Linked DNA regions of Homo sapiens: regions 1, 2 and 3 are each linked to region 4. The links are chromatin loops, found by intact Hi-C in ENCODE. Cell type or tissue: B cell. All regions are shown on one strand.

Region 1 (5,000 bases), 78 kb after region 4:
GTATTGCTTGTAGAGATGGGGTTTCCCTATGTTGCCCAGGCTGGTCTTGAATGCTTGAGCTCAAGTGGTCTCCCCACCTCAGCCTCCCAAAGTGCTGGCAGGTGTTAGCCACTGTGCCTGGCCTAAGACTTCTACAGGTTTTATTTTATTTTTTTTTTAGATGGAGTTTCGCTCTTGTTCCCCAGGCTGGAGTGCAATGGCGCGATCTTGGCTTATTGCAACCTCTGCCTCCCGGATTCAAGCAATTCTCCTGCCTCAGACTCCCGAGTCACTGGGATTACAGGCATGCACCACCAAGCCCAGCGAATTTTTGTATTTTTAGTACAGATGGGGTTTCACCATGTTACTCAGGCTGGACTCGAACTCCTGACCTCAGGTGATCCACCTGCATTGGCCTCCCAAAGTGCTGGGATTAGAAGCGTGAGCCTCCGCATCCGGCTGGGTTTTTTTTTTTTAATTATTATTAGTTTTTGAGACGGAGTCTCGCTCTGTCTCCCAGGCTGGAGTGCAGTGGCGCAGACTTGGCTCACTGCAAGCTCCACCTCCCGGGTTCACGCCTCAGCCTCCCGAGTAGCTGGGACTACAGGCACCCGCCACCACGCCCGGCTAATTTTTTGTATTTTTAGTAGAGACGGGGTTTCACCGTGTTAGCCAGGATGGTCTCGATCTCCTGACCTTGTGATATGCCTGCCTCGGCCTCCCAAAGTGCTGGGATTACAGGCGTGAGCCACCGCGCCCGGCCTTTTTTTTTTTTTTTTTTTTTTAAACGCATTTAGCCTTAGTCCATCTGAGCTTTATTTCTGTGGATGATGTGAAGTATACATGTAGATGTGATCCCCACTACCACGCCCCCAACACACACATTAATAGCCAATGGTTCCAGGACCATATAGTAAAACGCCCAGGACTCGAGCAAAGGCTCATGCCTGTAATCCCAGAACTTTGAGAGACTGAGGCGGGAGGACTGTTTGAGCCCAAGAGTTGGAGACCAGCCTAGGTGCTAGGCAACATAGCAAGATCCTGTCTCTACAAATAATTAACAAATTAAGGCCAGGCGCGGTGGCTCATCCCTATAATCCCAGCACTGTGGGAGGCCGAGGCTGGCGGATCACTTGAGGTCAGCAGAGACCAGCCTGGCCAACAAGGTGAAAACACACCTCTACAAAAAATACAAAAATTAGCCAGGGGTAATGGCGTGGGCCTGTAATCTCAGCTACTCAGGAGGCTGAGGCAGGAGAATCGCTTGAACCCGGGAGGCGGAGTTTGCACTGAGCCAAGATCATGCCACTGCACTCCAGCCTGGGTGACAGGGCGAGACTCTGTCTCAAAAAAACAAAACAAAACAAAAACAACAAATTTAGTCGGGCGTGGTGGTGCACGCCTGTAGTCCCAGGTACTCAGGAGGCTGAGGCAGGAGGACTGCTTGAGCCCAGGGAAGTCGAGGCTGCAGTGAGCTATGATCACACCACTGCACTCCAGCCTGGACGACACAGCGACAACCTGTCTCAAACAAAAGTCCAGACCCACAGACGCATTCATTAGGGGGATCCCGGGGGCAAAAGAAAGAGTCACGAAACCTAGGCTATGGTTCCAATGATGCCACTCAGTACCTTGGGCCTTCGGGGCTCATTAACACCGGGCTCGCCTCCACTACCTCCTCCGGGCAGTGGTTGGAATCAAGGTCTGAAAGCACCGAGTTCACGGAAAGGGCAGGGGCGCCAGTCGGGATGGGCGCGGTGGGCCCGGGTTCCCGCCTCCGGGAGCAAGCCGCAGATCAGACGGGTGGGGACCTGCGCTCGCCCAGGCCCCGAGGCCTGCTCCCCGCTCCCTCTGCCGCGCCGGGCCAGGACTTACCTCGCAAGGCCCCACGAAGAGGATCTTGGCTTTCAGCATAGTTGTCCGCCGCGGCTTAGCCGGCCGGAGCCCACGGGAGGCGGCGCGTCAGGACGGAGCTCTACTTGGCCGCTTTCGTTTCCATGGCGACGGAGAGAGGCCCGCAGGGCCGACGGGACTCGGCCACTTCCGGCGCGCGGGGCGGAAAGCGGGCGCGTCTGCGACTGGGAGGGGGTCGGAGAGAAGCCACAAAGCCCGGGCTGCAGACGCGGTTCTGCAGGGTTGGCCTGTATTTCTTTTAGAGACAGGGTCTCACTCTGTCGCCCAGGCTGGAGCGCAGTGGCGCGATCTCGGGTCACTGCAACCTCCAACTTTTGGGCTCAAACGATCTTTCTGCCTCAGCCTCCCGAGTAGCTGGCACTACAGGCATGTGCCATCACGTCCGACTAATTTTTAAAATTTTTTTATTTGTAAGACTGGGTTTTGCTATGTTGCCCAGGCTGTTTTCGAACTCCTGGGCTGAAATGATCCTCCCATCTCCACCTCCCAAAATTCTGGGACTGCAGGCCCGTTCCACCAGTCTCGGTAGAGACGCGGAAAGCAAGACTCCAGGAGGGGGCGGAATGGCCGTTTCCAAACCTTTGTTTCTCCCAATAATCCCGAGAGCTCAGACAGGCCATACAAGTGCCAAGCTGGCCTTGGAACCAGGCCTTGACTCCTTTATCACTGTGGCATGATATCACTGTGGCCGTCCACCTGGGAGCCGATTTATCACTGCCGTGGCACAGCTCAGAAAAAATCAGGTGAAAGTCTGGTTTCTGTAAAAGGATTCACCACTCACTATCATTCGTCTGACCTAGGAGAAACCAAAGAGATGATGACTGGAATCGTTTAGTCAGTGCAGGTGTCTAGAAACATTGCTGCTAAATTCAATCAGTTAGGTCAGTCTGAAAATACAGAGTCAAGTCAGAATTTTGGATAAGCCATGATATTAAATGTCTATGTGCCGAGAGTGCCGGTACAAAATATGCTAGCCCATAAAAGGGCTGAAATGACAAAAATTTCTAGTCAACCCCGTATCAAATCTTTAACCTTCGGTAACATAGTTACATAGTCTTTGTATTGAAAAGAACTACTTGGCTGGCCGCGGTGGCCCAGGCCTGTAATCCCAGCACTTTGGGAGGCCGAGGCAGGTGGATCACTTGAGGTTCTGCACAGTCCCTTCGTCCTGGTAGATTCTAGGCCAGATGGGGAGACCACCCTGCAGAGTGCCGCTTGTCAAGTGTTTTCCCATGCACATTCCCATGCACAGGTTTTTTTTTATTATTATTTTTATTTTTATTTTATTTTATTTATTTTATTTTTTGAGATGGAGTCTAGCTCTGTCGCCCAGGCTGGAGTGCAGTGGTGTGATCTCGGCTCACTGCAAACTCCACCTCCCGGGTTCAAGTGATTCTCCTGCCTCAGCCTCCTGAGTAGCTGGGATTACAGGCACATGCCATCACATGCAGCTAATTTTTGTGTTTTTAGTAGAGACGGGGTTTTGTCATGTTGGCTGGGTTGGTCTTGAACCCCTGACCTCAAGTCCTTTCTGATCTGCCCGCCTCAGCCTCTGAAAGTGCCGGAATTACAGGCCTGAGCCACTGATCCCACCCCCATGTACAGTTTAATTTTCATTTGCAAATGGAGCTATTACAGTAAGGCGAAGTGATGAGTATCCTAAATTGATGTCAGGGAGGAGGCGGGAACCATGGGCTTTCAGCAGCTCCAGTTCTCCTTTCTTTTCTTTTTTTCTGTTTTTTTTTTTTTTTGAGATGGAGACTTGCTCTGTCGCCCATGCTGGAGTGCAGTGGCGAGATCTCGGCTCACTGCAACCTCTGCCTCCTCGGTTCAAGTGATTATCCTGCCTCAGCCTCCCGAGTAGCTGGGATTACAGGCGCATACCACCATGCCTGGCTAATTTTTGTATTTTTAGTAGCAACAGGGCTTCACCATGTTGGCCAGGCTGGTGTCAAACTCCTGACCTCATGGTATCCGCCCGCCTTGGCCTCCTAAAGTGCTGGGATCACAGTGTGAGCCGCCGCGCCCAGCCCGGTTCTCCTTTCTATGTGTAAAGATGCCATTTCCCCTCTATGTACAGTAATGGTTGTGCCTCTTGCCAGGTCCAGAGTCCAGGCTTCCTCACCTCAGCGTTTACTTCATTGCACTGGGAGGTAGTTTGTGTGCTACAAATCTTAACAACACACGCCCTCACTGAAGGGTCTCATCGGTGTTTGGGTCCACTGATCACAACTCTAAGCCTGATACACCACAGATGCTGAATAGTGTTGGTTCTGGGCCAGTGCAGTGGCTCATGCATGTAATCTCAGCACTTTGGGAGACTGAGGTGGGAGGATCACTTGACACCAGGCATTTGAGACCAGCCTGGGCAATAAGAAAGACCCTGTCTCTACACACACACACACACACACACAGACACACAAACACACTCAGCCAGGTATGGTGGAATGCCTGTAGTCCCAGCTACTGGGGAGGCTGAGGTGAGAGGATCGCTTGAGCCCAGAAGCTTGAGGCTGCAGTGAGCCATGATCGTGCCATTGCACTGTAGCCTCAGCAACAGAACGAGACCCTGACTCAAAAAAAGTAAGATAAAGCCAGGTGCGGTGGCTCATGCCTGTAATCCCAGCACTTTGGGAGGCTGAGGTGGGTGGATCACCTGAGGTCAGGCGTTCGAGACCAGCCTGGCCAATATGGTGAAATCCCGTCTCTACTAAAAATACAAAAATTAGCCGGGTGTGGTGGTGCACACCTGTAGTCCCAGCTACTCAGGAGGCTGAGGCAGGAGAATCGCTTGAACCTGGGAGGCAGAGGTTGCAGTGAGCTGTGATCGTGCCACTGCACTCCAGCGTGGGCAACAGAGCAAGCCTCCATCTCAAGAAAAAAAAAAAAAGATAAAAGAAGTGTCAGTTTCATCTTCCCCTTCATAACACACACATAGAAACACATACATATTCATTTACTCTATAAATATTTAAGTTAATGAATGTTCCCTTAATCTTGCCAAGAACCTTTAGTTTTTGGCCCAGGTGAGAGAAATAAAAAATATGAAATGCGTTACATTTCTTCAATATATGTGCTGTATACATTTGGGATGATTATTGTAAATT
Region 2 (5,000 bases), 78 kb before region 4:
TCCCCGTCCTCCTCCTCCGCGAACAGGAGCGCGTTCTGCCGCGCCCTCTCCGCCTCCTCCGCCTCTGCCTCCGCCTCGGCCGCCTCCTCATCCTCTTCCCCCACCCTCTCCTCCCCGCCGCGTCTCTCCTGCTCCGCCTCCTCCTCCTCCCTTGCACTCTCTCGCTCCTCCGCCGCCTCCTGCAGCCCCCGACCCCCGAGGCCGCGCTGCCGGGCCCCGCCCTGCAGCAAATACTGGAGCAGCAGGTCCGAGGCGAGGTCGGCCAGCCGCTCTTCCTGCGCCGCGGCCTGCCGCGTGGCCTCCGCCTGCCGCCGCCCGGCCTCCACCTGCGCCAGCCCTTGCTGGAGAAGGCGCTCGCCCGCCTCGGAGCCGCCCAGGAGTGCGCTCTCCGGCCGGCGCGCCTTGGGGAACGGGGCGGCCACGCCTTGGTACGCCTTGGACAGGGGTGCCAATGCCTCGCCTAGGTGTGTTTTGGGGGAGGACACTCCTTCCCCGAACTTGTGGGTTTCGGGAAGGGGCCCGCTGTCGGGCATACGCGCCTGGAATTGAGAGGGGGCCGGGGGCGGCAGGGGCGCGCGCTCCGGGACACGCGCCTGGAACTCTCCCCAGGAAGCGCGCCATACGCGCTCTGGCCCCGGGCTCTCCAGATTCACTCGGGTCAGCGTGTGCGTGCGGGTTTCCGTCTCTGCTGCCGCCGTCTCCTGCTGGCGCTTGGCGCTACTTGGACTGAAATCTCGCAGTTCCTGGAGCAGGGACGCTAGCGCCTCGAGCTCCTCGGAGGGATCGCTCGCCTCGGGCCCATTCTCCGGAGTCTGAGGGCGAGGCGGAGCCGCGGGCTCCGGGCTCTCCGGCGCCGGGAGGCTGTGGGTCTGGCTGCGCACGGTCTCGGTCAGCAGAGCTTCAGCTGCTTCTTCCTCCGGCCCCTGCTGGGAGCCGCTTGGTGCCGGGGGTGAGGCGGGACGGTCGAGTGCCTGCAGCAGCACCGCGGCCAGCGCCCGGGGATCCACGCCCTGGAAAAGCTCTCCCTCGTCCTGCGGCTCGGAATTCCGAGCGCCTCGGACCTCTGGGGCGCTGCCATCCTTTGGCCCGGGCACTGCGTCCCCGGCTACCGGCTCTTTATGCTCAGAGCTGAGAGGAGGAGGCTGCGCCTCAGGGCGACCAGGGGGTGCTGCCCCTAACCCGTTGATCAGCAGAAGGCAGAAGAGGGCGGAAGCCGACAATCTGAGGGCTTTCATGACCAAGAGGCTGCCGGAGACTGAAAAATAGAAGGGACCAAAAAAAGAGGATTTCTGTAAGAATTCCCCTCTCTAGGTCTACGTTCCCTTCCCCCACCTTTCAGCAGGAAACCCGGGGCTTCCCTGATCCCCCAAACCTTACCCAGAAGAGGAACGTTTAGGAGCAAAGGAGGAAGATGTTGTGCCGATCTCTGGAGCCGTGTAAATGGGAAAATAACCCCCGAAGCCCTCGCTTACCCAGGGCCTCCTCGGCCCCTTCCCTGAGCCATCTCACTGCCATCGCCCACGTACTAAGCAGCAGCAATATGGGGGAAAAAAAAATCTCTGCTCCCTCCCCGTAGGACTCCCCGGATGGTGCGTGGGCGACTTCAGCAGCAAGAGAAAAAGCTGCGACTCCCCCGTTTACCGGGGACCCTTACCAGGGGGCTCCCCGCTGTGTTTGCAACACCCCCATCGAGAGGAGAGAGAACCCTCCCTCACGCCCACGGCTGGCTGCCGAGGGTTTGAGGGACGAACAGCGGAGTATTTACCAGCTGGTGTCACGACGCGAGAGGTGGAGAGGAGGGTCGGGGCAGGGTGGGGACAGGGGAAGATCGGGACGCGTCCGCCTCGGCTCCGAGCGGTGGCCGGGGTAGGAGCGACGGTCGAGGTCTGGCGTCCCGTGGGCTGGGCTCAGCTGGGTCGGCGCGGCTCCGGGCGGCTAGCTCGCTCCGGCTTCAGCACGCTGGACAGCGCCCGCGCCTCCACCGCCTTATAAAGGGGAGCGCGCGGGGTCACGTGGGCGCGCCCCGCCCCATTGACGTCAATGTTCATTCATGGGGAAGCGGGCGGCCGCCCGGAGGAGGAAGGACGCCCGACGATTGGAGGGTGCCTGCCTCTCCCGGCCTGCGCCTGCGCGCTGGGGCCTTCGGCTGAAGGGGTGTGCGCTAGCGGAGCTCCGGGAAATGAATGAATGAATGAATGAATGAAATGCTGAAGCGGGCAGGGCGGGGGGCTATGAATGAATGAAGGAGGGACGAGGAGAAAAGGATGAATGAATGAATGGGAGAATGAATGGAAGGGTGGATGCAGAGGCGCTGGAAGGCGGGAGGGTGGGTTGCAGAGCAACTTGGAGCTGCTGGATGGAGCCCGCGTTGCTGAGTGGAATAGAAAAAGGGTAGTCCCAGCGTCTGACTGGGCACCAGTGGGAGCTCAATACTGGGGAGGGGAAGGATAAAGATTCAAGAGCCGACCAGGGGGCCGGGTTCCCCACCCCGAGACCACGCGCCCAAGGACGGCGTGAACCTGAGTGCAGAGGGACAGATCTGCACGCCTGCGGGCGCTGTCCGCGAATCGGCAGTGCGGGTGGCAGCCCCCTGACAGGGGCAGATGGGTGGATCTTGCGGTTTTGGTAATCCCATCGGGAAGGGTCCGAGTCGGAAGAGAAAAGGGAAAGAATGAGGATGTGTGTGCCTCTGGGTCGTGTCTGTTTCACGATCCGTGCTGTGTCTGGAGAAAAAGGTGTGTCTGTCCTTCTGTCCCCTGACTGCCGCTTGTGTCAAGGCCCCCCGCTGTGCCCCCTTCGGCCCATCTCTTCCCACACTCCCCCAGTCGCTTTCCCTCCTGCCGCTCCCCTCCCCCAAGGACGTTTGGAGGGCGAGACCAGAGCAGGTGGGGAGGGGGTTGCGCAGGTGGGGGGGGGGTGACTCAACTCCAGCTCTCTCCACCGCTTAAAGGGAAGGTTTGAACGCGATGGGAGGGGGACCTGCAACGTCAGAGATAGCCCCTCTCTGCCACCAGCCCCTTCGACCGTATCTCCTGCCAGAGAGGTTGGGGCTGGGGGCTTGGACAGCTAGAGGTTCCGGGGGTGGGGGGCGATGACGCACAGATTTGCGCAAAGAGAATCCATCAGAGAGCTGGGTCCGGTGAAGGGAGACCAGCCGTGGGCGGGGGTGGGGGGGAGGACGGAAATGGGGAGGGGGCAGGGGAGAGGAGAGGGTGGCAAGGGGGGCAGCCACTGCAGGAATGAAGGGGAGGGAGGGAGGAAGCCTGGAGGGGGCTGCGGTGCTGGCAGAGAGCGGTGCGGGGGCGTGGGCAGGGAAGGGGGGAATGACAATGACACACGCCAGACACACACGAACTGCGGACATAGGGGTGCTCGTGGGCACACGCAGGGCACCCGCACCCTGAGACTCTGGAAACCAAGGTCAGGGCTGTCTGTCAGGGTCTTAGAGACTCTTTCAGAAACGGTCCTCGCCCCCCTCCTCACCTCTTCCTGGCACTGACCCTCCTTCTAACCTCCCCCTCCCTACACACACACTCACGTGCTTTCTCTCTATAACCAGCAGTGGCTTCTCGCTTCCATCAGTGGCTCGACTTTCCCAGAAGAAAGCCCATCAGCTCTGCGGGGAAAGAAATGGGGAGGAGTGGAGAGGGAGAAAAGAGAGAAGAGATGGGGGCAGGGGAGGAGGAAGGAATGAAGGGATCTGGAACAGGTAGAAGGAGCAGGCTAAAGGAGAAAAAAAAACTGAGAACCAAGGTGACAGTGGAGATTCCAAAGAAAGGAGGGAAAAGAGGGGGTAGGAGACCCCGAGGCGATGCCTCCCATCCCCACGCACAACTAACCACGGCCTCCCCTCCTTCCTCTCCCCGCCCCCATGTCCCCTTCATCTTCCCAGCCTGGATACAGAGAGCAGTGGGATGGGGAGGGGGTCACGTTACCTTCCTGAGGAGGATGAATCAGAGAGAGATGGCTCAGACATCTGGAGAGGGGGAGGGGAAGCCATCCAAGAGAGAAGGGAGAGGGGAGGGAGGGAGCCAAGGGGGCTGACTGAGTGGCTGATGGGGATCAGAGACCAAGTTGCAAGATGAGAGAAGACGGGCACCTGGAGAAACTGTATTTGCCTGTTGGCTTGTGTATGCACACACACCTGCGTGTACATGTACATGGCTTGTGCATGTGTGTTTATGTGTGTATGGAGATGAATGAGATACATGGCCGGGGCGGGGAGAAAAAGAAAGGGAATGGGGGGAAGCAATTGTGTATTTAATCAGATCAAGAGTGGATGGGCATGGTAGTGTTTCCAATTTAACTATGTGATGTTCTATTCCAGTCTGTGTGGCTGTGTTTGTGTTTGCTTCCAGGTGTGGGTGTGTGTGCACGCGCGCGTGTGTGTGTGCTGGGTTGTTTTTTTTTGTTTTTTTTTTTTATCTCTTCTGCATGCCTGTATGCCCATGCAGTTTGGAGTCTTTGAGCACACCCAGTTCTGGGCATCCGCTGGTGTCCAAAAAGTGTGCCTGGCTTGGTGGTACACAACAATGTGTGTGTAAGCACACACATGCCCCCACTCCACATCCCTCCCTTCCTCCACTTAAGCTCACAAGCCCAGGAGAGTTTCTCAGAAATCAGCATCCCCAAGGCTCCAGTCGTCCTGTCGTGAGGGAGCGGGGTGGATATGAATGCCTGGGGCACAAAAGGCTTGGAGATTCCACAATCTGGGTCTTGACTCTGTCTGCATGGTCTCTGGACTCATTCTGTTTCTGCCTCTCTCCATCCCAGTTCCCTACCTGGGTCAGCTCATTCACACACTACTCGCCTCTACTGGGGGTGAGCTGTGCCCTTCATACCCTGCTGCCTCTAGGGGCTTCTGGACTGGGCACAGGTTCTTGGGATAGGGAAAGGAGGGAGACAGTAGAAAAAGAAAGAGAAGTGAAGAGACTGGGAGAGACAGAGTGCTGGAAAAGGCAGAGCCCATATGGGGACCTAGTTGGGGATGCCTGGTATTG
Region 3 (5,000 bases), 52 kb before region 4:
GTTGAAGCAGGAGGATCACTTAGGCCGGGGAGGCGGAGGTTGCAGTGAGCTGTGATGGTGCCACTGCACTCCAGCCTGAGAGACAGAGTGACAGCCTGTCTCAAAAACAAAAACAAACAAACAAAAACAGGGCTGGGCTCATGCCTGTAATCCCAGCCCTTTGGGAGACCAAGGCAGGAAGATCACTTGAGGCCAGGAGTTCAAGACCAGCCTGGCCAACATGGCCAAACCCCATCTCTATTAAAAATACAAAAATTAACCAGGCATGGTGGCACATGCCTGTAATCCCAGCTACTTGGGAGGCTGAGGCAGGAGGATTGCTTGAACCTGGGAGGTGGAGGCTGCATTTCAGCCCGGGTGACAGAGTGAGACCCTGTCTCAGAAAAAAGAAAACAAAACTATACAGATGAAGACATGCCTAGGGTGAGGCATGGGGAGTGGGGTTTGGAACTCCATGTCCTCCCAGAGTGCACCACCCTCCAAGAACCTCCACATTCTCACCTATCCAGAAGCTCTCCAAACCCAGTCCTCAGGTCTTTTACAGGGGCTTCCTTGGATAGGCATGATTGACACCAGTGTAGAAGTGTGATTGGAAGCTGGGGCGTGGTGGCTCACGCCTGTAATCCCAGCACTTTGGGAGGCCAAGGTGGGCGGATCACTAGAGGTCGGGAGTTCGAGACCAGCCTGACCAACATGGAGAAACCCTGTCTCTACTAAAAATACAAAATTAGCCAGGTGTGGTGGTGCATGCCTGTAATCCCAGCTACTCAGGAGGCTGAGGCAGGAGAATTGCTTGAACCTGGGAGGCAGAGGTTGTGGTGAGCCGAGATCGTGCCATTGCACTCCAGCCTAGGCAACAAGAGCAAAACTCTGTCTCAAAAAAAAAAAAAAATGTGATTGGACAAAAAGGGTACCACCTAATACTAACACACCGAGTGGGGAAGCCCAGCCAGGCCTGTCTGTTCAGATTCTCCTCGGCCTCTCTCTGTGTAGTGTTCCTTCCTCCAGGGGATGGGGCAGGACCCTTTCTGAAATGAGGGTCTCATGACCCACAAGCAGACAAGGTAGGTCAGAGCATCTCTTAATAACCAGCTTCAGACAGAACGGCGAGGGAAGAAGATTCCGTATATTTTTAGTTTCTATGGCCTGCCTAGGTGAGAAAAAGGAGCAGGAGAGAGGAGGCCAGGAGGAGGTCAGAGACAGACAGATTGTGTTTTCTGAAGCCTGCTTCTGAGGCCAAAAGTGCCCCCACGTTCTAACAAAAGACTGTCTTTCACTTTTATCGCTCTGAAGCTGTTCCGAAGTTGCTTCGGGAATTGAGGACATAGGCCAACTACTCTAACAAGAGAAGGGCCGATTGTTTTAGTTACTTAGGAAATAACAAGGGCTTTGGGAGTTATGAGCCAAGAACCTCGGACCTATATATAGGATCTATAAATGGATATATAGATAATAGCACAGTGCCATTAAAAAAGAGACCTGAGAGAGACCCTCCTCTCTTCTCCGTGTGAGGTTAGGGCAAGAAGATGACACACGTGATGAAGTGAACCCTCTCCAGACGACATTTCGGCTGGTGCTTTGATCTCGGACGTCCCAGATTCCAAAACTTTGAGAGCTATATATATATATTTTTGAGACGGAGTTTCGCTCTTGTTGTCCAGGCTGGAGTGCAATGGCACAATCTCGGCTCACTGCAACTTCTGCCTCTCGGGTTCAAGCGATTCTCCTGCCTCGGCCTCCTGAGTAGCTCGGATTACAGGCATGCACCACCACGCCCGGCTAATTCTGTATTTTTAGTAGAGACAGGGTTTTGCCATGTTGGTCAGCCTCTTCACTCTTGTTGGCTGGGCACGGTAGCTCACTCTTGTAATCCCAGCGCTTTGGGAGGCCGAGGTGGGATGATCACTCCAGCCCAGGAGTTCAAGACCAGCCTGGGCAACATGGTAGAACCACTGCGCTCCAGCCTGGGTGACAAAGCTAGATCCTGTGTCAAAAAAACAAAATAACAAAACAAACAAAAAAACACAGAAGGTCGTGACAGATTTTTTTTTTTTTTGAGATGGAGTCTCACTCTGTCATCCAGGCTGGAGTGCAGTGGCGCAATCTCTGCTCACTGCAACCTTCGCCTCCCGGGTTCAAGTGGTTCTCGGACCCCAGCCTCCCAAGTAGCTGGGATCAGGGGCACCTGTCACCATGCCCAGCTAATTTTTGTATTTTTAGTAAAGATGGGTTTTCACCATGTTGGCCAGGCTGGAGAAGGTCGTGATAGATCTTTAAGCAGAGCTATGGGGATGGCGAGGAGGGCCCTGGACCAGCCTGGCAGGTTGGCAGGTTGGGGAAGGTGTCTTGGAAATGGAACCTAAACTGAGTCTTGAAACTCCCCTTCCAGATAAGAGGTGCTGGGTCCCTCAGGTGGGAAGGGACAGCCTGAGTAAAGCCCAGGGCTGAAACACAGCCTGGTTTGCAAGAACAAGCAGTTCTGGGTCGTCTGCCCTGGGTGGGGCTGCACCTTGGACCCAGCCTGTAGGCAGAGGCTGGCTAGCCCCCGAGGACTTCAAGCAAGAGAGGGACAGATTTGCCTTCTGTGTAGAGACCGCCCTCTGGTGGCCACATGGAGGATGGCAGGAGAGAATGGCGCCGAAAGAAAAGCGGCAGGCTGAGCTCATAAAGCTGCGAATGCTGTTCCTTCTTCCTCTTTTTCAAAAGACGGATTTTGGGCCGGGCTTGGTGGCTCACGCCTGTAACCCCAGCACTTTGGGAGGCCGAGGCGAGCGGATCACGAGGTCAGGAGATCGAGACCATCCTGGCAAACACGGTGAAACCCCATCTCTACTAAAAAAAAAATACAAAAAATTAGCCAGGAGTGGTGGCAGACGCCTGTAGTCCCAGCTACTCGGGAGGCTGAGCCAGGAGAATGGCGTGAACCCGGGAGGCGGAGCTTGCAGTCAGCGGAGATCGCGCCACTGCACTCCAGCCTGGGCGACAGAGCGAGACTCCATCTCAAAAAACATAAATAAATAAATAAAATAAAATAAAATAAAAGACGGGTTTTGCTCTGTTGCCCAGGCTGGTGCTGTGGTGCAATCTTGGCTCAGCCTGTAACTCCTGGCCTCAAGCGATCCTCCCACCTTGGCTTCTCAAACTCTGGGATGACAGATGCATACTACCATACCCCGCCCATCCCCAGTGTCTGGAAAATGTGCCCACTGGAGAAATCTATTGGCCGGATTGTGACTGGTTGGATGCTCCCACGGCAGGAAAGGGGGAAGGACAAGTGGCCACGTCGAGGCCTGCCTGAACTCCAAGGGTATCCAGGCCGAGGTTGCTCAAACCCAGAGCTGATTTATTTTTATTTTTATTTGTTTTTATTTTTTGACACAGTCTTACTCTGTCGCCCAGGCTGGAGTGCAGCGGTGCAATCTCGGCTCACTGCAACCTCCGCCTCCGGGTTCAAGCGATTCTCCTGCCTCAATCTCTGGAGTAGTTGGGATTACAGACACCTGCCACTACGCCCAGCTAATTTTTGTATTTTTGGTAGAGACGGGGTTCACTATGTTGGCCAGGCTGGTCTTGAACTCCTGGTCTTAGGTGATCCTCCTGCCTCGGCCTCCTAAAGTGCTGGGCTTACAGGCATGAGCCACCATGCCTGGCCTGAACGAAACATTTCTATGCTCCAACTTAAAATGAATGTAGAACTTATTATCTGAGAATGACCCAGGGAAGTCATGGGACTGCCCATATTTTCATGCAATAAAGGGAAAATTCTTCCCACAAATAAATTTTATAGGACGGTAGAAGCAAATATAGGGCATTCCAATTACATTTCAATGAGTTATTCTTGATGAAGTCCTGGATACACAAAGCCAGCCAGCAAATAGGATTGACCAAAGTCAGAGGATGCTGTGACCACCCCAGGGCTCTTTTTGTTTGTCTGTTTGAGACGGGTCTCGCTTCGTTACCCAGGCTGGAGTGCCGTGGCACGATCTCGGCTCACTGCACCCTTGACCTCCTAGGCTTAAGAGAGTCTCCCACCTCTACCTCCCAAGTAGCTGGGATGACAATCATAAGCCACCACACCTGGCTAATTTCTAGAATTTTTTTTTTCATTTTTTTCATTTTTTTTTCTTTTTAGCCGGAGTTTCACTCTTGTTGCCCAGGCTGGAGTGCAATGGTGCGATCTTGGCTCAACACAACCTCCGCCTCCCGTGTTCAAGCAATTCTCCTGCCTCAGCCTCCTGAGTAGCTGGGTCTACAGGAGAGCACCACCACGCCCAGCTAATTTTTGTATTTTTAGTAGAGACGGGGTTTCACCATGTTGGCCATGATGGTCTTGATCTCTTGACCTCGTGATCCACCTGCCTCAGCCTCCCAAAGTGCTGGGATTATAGGTGTGAGCCACAGCAGCCGGCCATAGGACATAAGCTTTTTTTTTTTTTTTTTTTTTTGAGACGGAGTCTGGCTCTGTCTCCCATGTTGGAGTGCAGTGGCACAATCTCGGTTCACTGCAAGCTCCGCCTCACGGGTTCACGCCATTCTCCTGCCTCAACCTCTCAGTAGCTGGGACTACAGGCGCCCGCCACCATGCCTGGTTAAGTTTTTGTATTTTTAGTAGAGACGGGGTTTCACCTTGTTAGCCAGGATGGTCTCGATCTCCTGACCTCGTGATCCGCCCGCCTCAGCCTCCCAAAGTGCTGGGATTACAGGCGTGAGCCACCGCGCCCAGCCTCAGCTGTGTTCTTAACTCTATTTTTCCTTCACTGGGGATGGTACCATTTCCCCGTCCTGTTAAGTGCCCTTGACTGCTCTTACCTTTAGCTCTTGGAATTCCGCCATCTACCCTAACTTCACCTCCATCTAAATCCTGCTCACTCTTCAAAGCCTGCCTCTCCACGCATCCTCCCTCCTAACTCCATCCCAATGCCCAACAGCTCTTTGCTAAGCAGATGCCTTTATTTACAGACAAAGAAGTAAACAGGCAAAAGGAAGAGGCTTGTCCAAGG
Region 4 (5,000 bases):
CAGTGATCCTCCTGCCTCAGCCTCCCAAGTAGCTGGGACTATAAGCACACACCACCATGCCTGGCTAATTTAAACATCTTTGTTACACAGACAGGCCAGGTGGTCTCAAATTCCTGACTTCAAGCCATCCTCTGGCCTTGGCCTCCCAAAGTGCTGAGATTACAGGCATGAGCCACAGTGCCTGGCCCCACCTGACTTTCTTAATTCAGAGACTTCCCAGAGGATAACTGTACTGTATGCACTAGAATTTGTTGCTAAATAATTCTGCAGGTGTTTATAAATCTTCCTGTCTGTACTGTTTTCTCAACTAGACTGGCAACACTTAGAGAGGCTGTTTCTTCTACACCTACACCCTGCTGTAGAATAAACCTGAAAATCTGAATTGCCGAAGTAGACAAACATAGGGTAAAATTATTTGTATCTTTTAAGAAAGAGTCTTATTTTTATAGTTTTTTTTTTTTTTTTTTTGAGACGGAGTCTCACTGTGTTGCCCAGGCTGGAGTGCAATGGCGTGATCTTGGCTCACTGCAACCTCTGTCTCCCGAGTTCAAGTGATTCTCCTGCCTCAGCCTACTGCGTAGCTGGGATTAAAGGTGTGCGCCACCAGGCCCAGCTAATTTTTGTATTTTTAGTAGAGACAGGGTTTCACCATGTTGATTAGGCTGGTCTCGAACCCCTGACCTCGTGATCCGCCTGCCCTGGCCTCCCAAGGTGCTGGGATTACAGGTGTGAGCCACTGTGCCTGGCCATTTTTATAGATTTTCAATAGGCATCCTTTGCTAACACAGTCAGCATTCTGTATTCATAGATTCAACGAACCATGGATCAAAAATACTCAGAAAAAAAAAAAAGATAGTTGCATCTGTATTGAACATGAACAGACCTTTTTTTCTTGCCATTATTCCCTAAACAATACAGTATACTATTTACACAGCATTTACATTGTATTTGGTATTATAAGTAATCTACAGATGATTTAAAGTATATGGGAGAAGGTGCACAGGTTACATGTAAATACCATGCGATTTTATATACGGGACTTGGGTGGCTATTGGTATCTGTGGGGGTGGGGTTCCTAGAACCAATCCCCCATGGCTACAGAGGGATGGCTGTACACTGACTGTGTGCTTATAAATGATTATTTGAACACAAGGAGCTACAGAGAAACTAAGTGGTTAAGTATTGTGGCCTCTGACAAATGATGACCCACCTAAAACCAATAGGAAATAGGGTTCCCATCCAAAAAGCACTATCTGGCTGGACGAGGTGGCTCACACCTGTAATCCCAACACTGTGGGAGGCCGAGGTGGGCAGATCACCTGAGGTCAGGAGTTAGAGACCAGCCTGACCAACATGGTGAAACCCTATCTCTACAAAAAATACAAAAATTAGCTGGGCGTGGTAGTGGGCACCTGTAATCCCAGCTACTCAGGATGTTGATGCAGGAGAATTGCTTGAACCGGGAGGTGGTGGTTGCAGTGAGCTGAGACAGCGCCACTGTACTCCAGCCTGGGGGACAGAGCAAGACTCCGTCTCAAACAAAAACAAAAAACAAAAAGCACTATCTGCTCACAATTTTGTAGGACAGTCCTCTGTACCTCTTCCATGCCACAAAAGATTCTCAATAGCTGCTAAGCAACACGGTGGTGGTGTTGGGGGGAAGGGCATGGGCCTAGGTCTCACAAAACAGGAGCTTCTAGTCCCAATTCAGCCATTAACTGATTAGTTGGGTGACCTCAAGTCACTTTCCCAGATCAAGACAGTCCTGGGGGAACTGACATGCTACACTCTGTCTGGCAAAACAATGGTGGGCGGTAAGTAGCCAAAAGTTCACTGGGAGACGTCAAGCTAAGTATAGCCCTTGGTGCAGTAAATCTACCGGAGACAACTCAGAGGTGCCTGGACTACGGGGCCCACATCGCAGAGCAGCCCAGATGGCAGCGGGAAAGGGAGAGTACAGCGCCTCACCCTCGAGCAGCACGATGCCTTTACGGATGTCATCATTGTACTTGCTCCGCACCAGGCACCAGGCGTACTCAAACTGCGTGCTCTTGGACACCGAGCCTGCTGCCTTCTCAGACTGAAATTTCTTTTCAAACTTCTGCCACAGGGGAGGAAAGGAATCATTTAGAAATGTAGGGCGTCAACCATTCTCTATCTGGACATGCCATCTCCCTGGCTCTGCCCCTTTCCCTCGCAGGTCTCGGTATCTGGCACCCCAGCTTCTGCTATCTCCATGCCCGGGACCCAGGCTTTCGGCTCCTCCGGGCCTGCGGGCCAGCTCTTGGGACAGAGGCCCCCGGTCTCCCCTCCCCGCGGCGGTACCGAGCGGAGATGCCACCTGGTGGCAGCTCCAGGCACCGCTCCCGGAGCAGCTGACCCCGGCGGCCGAACAGTAAACACGCTGTCAGAACTGCTCAACAGCCCACGCGGTCCTCATTTGAGGCTGCTGGCCCCATCCTGCCCCACCCTGCCGGGCCTGGACCTTTTATTGTCCAGGAATAGAAGTAGTGCCTACCTCCTAGAGCTACAAAGACTGAGATCTGGCATGCGATGCCTTAGCACCGTGCCGGACGCAGTAATAGGTGACACCTTATGATGGTCACTGTATTCCTCCACCGCTGGAGGAGCGCCCTGAGCTCACAGCTCCTGCATGATCCCAGATCCCGTCAGTCTAACCACGGTCGGGCTCCAGGCCCGTAGTCTGAGGTGTGGGGGGCTCAGGACACTACAACTCCCAGGAGCCTCTGCGGCATAGCAGGCCCTCCGGGCAGGAGCCAGGCGCTGTGGAGGCTGCCGGGAGCCGTAGTTCGGCTTCCCTCGGCCAAGCCGATGCCGGGAGGAGGGTTCGGCCCCTACCTGACTCTCCTCAGGACCCGCCCTCCGACCTTCCCTTTCCCTCTGTCCGGGCCAGGCCTCACCAGCAGGTCCTCCACAGACACCAGCTCGTTCAGCACGGCCTCCATGGCCACTGCCCCCGCGAGCCTCACACTACAGTCTACTGTGCCACAGTCTCCATGGCCCAGTGGCAGGGGCGGAGAACCACTTCCGGCGTCCGGCGGATGCTGGCACGACCTGGCGACGCCCCGCCCCTTCCTCTCAGTTCAGCAGCGCCGGCGGGGCGCTAGTGCGCAGGCTCGGCCGGTCCCTCCAGCCCGCAGACTGCGCGCAGGGAGACCTTCCCCAGGTTGGTCTTCCCAGGTGCCTCAGCCGGTGCCTTCCTCTGTGGAGGCTTCCCTAGGGAAACTGGAGGCCATGTCTTGGCGGTTAGCCCCCAGGATGAAAACAGCAAAAAGAGGGTGGGTAGCTGACCAGAGATCACAGTACATTAGGGTGCCAAGCTGACGCCCCTCAGAAATCTAGGACCTTGGAGGCCACGTGACTATTCATCGCCTGCAACAAAATCTTAACTAGAACCGGGAGCCCGGCGCGTAGCTCACGTCCGAAGCCCAACAACTTGGGAGGCCGCGGCGGGAAGATCGCTGGAGGCCAGGAGTTCAAGACCAGCCTGAGCAACATAGCGAGACCCTATCTCTACAAAATTTTTAAAAAAATCAACCGGCGTGGTGGCGTGCACCTGTACTCCCAGCTACTGGGGCGGCTGAGGCAGGAGGATCGCTTGAGTCCGGGAGTTCGAGGCTGCAGTGAGTTATCGCGCCACTGCACTCCAGCTTGAGCGACAGAGACCTTGTCTCAAAAAACCCACCAACAGCAGCAAACTAGTATCGGGGTTTCTTGGGCCTCTGCTGACTCTCACAATGCAAGAGCAGAGGCAACTGGATCTGTAAACCACACAGCCACACAGGGGTAGTCATAGGAGACACTATCAACGGGAAGTTTTTCAAAAAGCAACGGCCCCATTATTGGCAGAGAAGGTCCAATTTTCAATATTATTTACATAAACCATTTTGGGAGTGCACCCCAGGCGGGAAACCTGCCACATGGGGTCACGGGCAATGGGGAGCTTAGCAGTGAGGAGCTATCAGAGCATGGGAAGGAGAAAGGTGTGGACACCTCTGGCTTCAGTTTCTGTGCAGTGAGGGGACTGGGTAAGTAGCAACTTTCAAATTCTTTTCCCCTTGAGTCACATTGGAGTGTAAGTTCCTTGAGGGCAGAGACTTACCTTGCTTATCCAGCATCTAGCACAGGGCTTGGCAGAGAGTGAGGGCTCAATAAATATTTGTTGAATAAACACGGAAAAAGCAAATTAATTGTAAACAAGGCACTGCACATGCAGGGGATAATCATCCAGACACCTTCCGCGTTTGCAAAGCCCCTTTAATTTTTATTATTTTTTAGAGACAGGGTCTCATTCTGTGGCCCAGGCTGGAGTGCATGCAGCGGCACAATCAGAGCTTACTGCAGCCTTGACCTCCTGAGCTCCTGTAATCCTCCTGCCTTAGTCTCCCAAGAAGCTGGGACTACAGGTGTGCACCACCACACCCAGGTTGTTTTTTGTTTTTTGTTTTTTTTTTCCGAGACAGTTTCTCGCTCTGTCACCCAGGCTGGAGCGCAGTGGCACAATCTCGGCTCACTGCAACCTCCGCCTCCTGGGTTCAAGCGATTCTCTTGCTTCAGCCTCCCAAGTAGCTGGGATTACAGGCGCCGGCCATCACACCCAGCTAATTTTTGTATTTTTAGCAGAGATGGGGTTTTACCATGTCAGCTAGGCTGGTCTGAAACTCTTGACCTCAGGTGATCAGACTGCCTCGGCCTCCCAAAGTGCTGGGATTACAGGCGTGAGCCACCGTGCCCAGCCAAGCCTCTAATATTTTTCTCCTCATAATAGTCTCGTGAGTTAGAAAGACAAGAGTTATTCTTCCCTATTTGGCGTGGATGGTTGAAATGACTGATACAGTAAGCTCTGTAAGCCTTGAGAGAATCCCCAGGTTGGGGAACTGGCTGCCCACTAGCATAAGCCTCAAGGGGAAAACTTCATGTTCATTCAGAGAAGTATACAGCACCTAATTTTGCCTGGGCCTTGGGGTGGCACAAAGGAC

The links. A loop is a pair of places that touch in the nucleus more often than their neighbours do. Peaks named below come from ENCODE experiments on the same cell type or tissue, not always from the same donor. Only the 100,000 strongest peaks of a DNase experiment are listed, where the experiment ranks them.
Region 1: it touches region 4 in a loop (13-fold over the local background); 8 of 110 quality-filtered maps call a loop at or near these places.
Region 2: a loop joins it to region 4, with 13 times the contacts of the local background. A loop is called at or near these places in 6 of 110 quality-filtered maps.
Region 3: it touches region 4 in a loop (9-fold over the local background); 5 of 110 quality-filtered maps call a loop at or near these places.

The regions. Positions count from the first base shown.
Region 1 is chr7:101,319,817-101,324,816 of GRCh38, forward strand. It overlaps IFT22 (intraflagellar transport 22), which reads right to left and starts at 1,996. Exons shown (of 5, transcript NM_022777.4): 1 at 1,855-1,996. The coding sequence starts at 1,893. RefSeq lists a silencer at 1,719-1,838. In B cell, no CTCF peak of the experiment used is centred here; a DNase peak (open chromatin) is centred at 1,975; H3K4me3 peaks cover 1,425 bases; H3K27ac peaks cover 1,486 bases.
Region 2 is chr7:101,163,609-101,168,608 of GRCh38, forward strand. VGF (VGF nerve growth factor inducible) reads right to left here and starts at 1,961. Exons shown (of 2, transcript NM_003378.4): 1 at 1,766-1,961; 2 at 1-1,255. The coding sequence starts at 1,235. RefSeq lists silencers at 1-129, 1,892-1,991. In B cell, no CTCF peak of the experiment used is centred here; DNase peaks (open chromatin) are centred at 173, 943, 1,193, 2,023 and 2 weaker places; H3K4me3 peaks cover 1,243 bases; H3K27me3 peaks cover 4,792 bases.
Region 3 is chr7:101,190,076-101,195,075 of GRCh38, forward strand. It overlaps MOGAT3 (monoacylglycerol O-acyltransferase 3), which reads right to left. Exons shown (of 7, transcript NM_178176.4): 7 at 4,932-5,000. Among named protein-coding and RNA genes, the nearest start is that of MOGAT3, 8.5 kb to the right of the region's middle. In B cell, CTCF peaks have their summits at 2,597 (motif pointing left) and 2,796; a DNase peak (open chromatin) is centred at 2,616.
Region 4 is chr7:101,242,039-101,247,038 of GRCh38, forward strand. FIS1 (fission, mitochondrial 1) reads right to left here and starts at 3,043. Exons shown (of 5, transcript NM_016068.3): 1 at 2,922-3,043; 2 at 1,969-2,101. The coding sequence starts at 2,966. RefSeq lists enhancers at 2,687-2,736, 2,827-3,066. In B cell, CTCF peaks have their summits at 2,357 (motif pointing left) and 2,559; DNase peaks (open chromatin) are centred at 2,393 and 2,953; H3K4me3 peaks cover 1,808 bases; H3K27ac peaks cover 1,929 bases.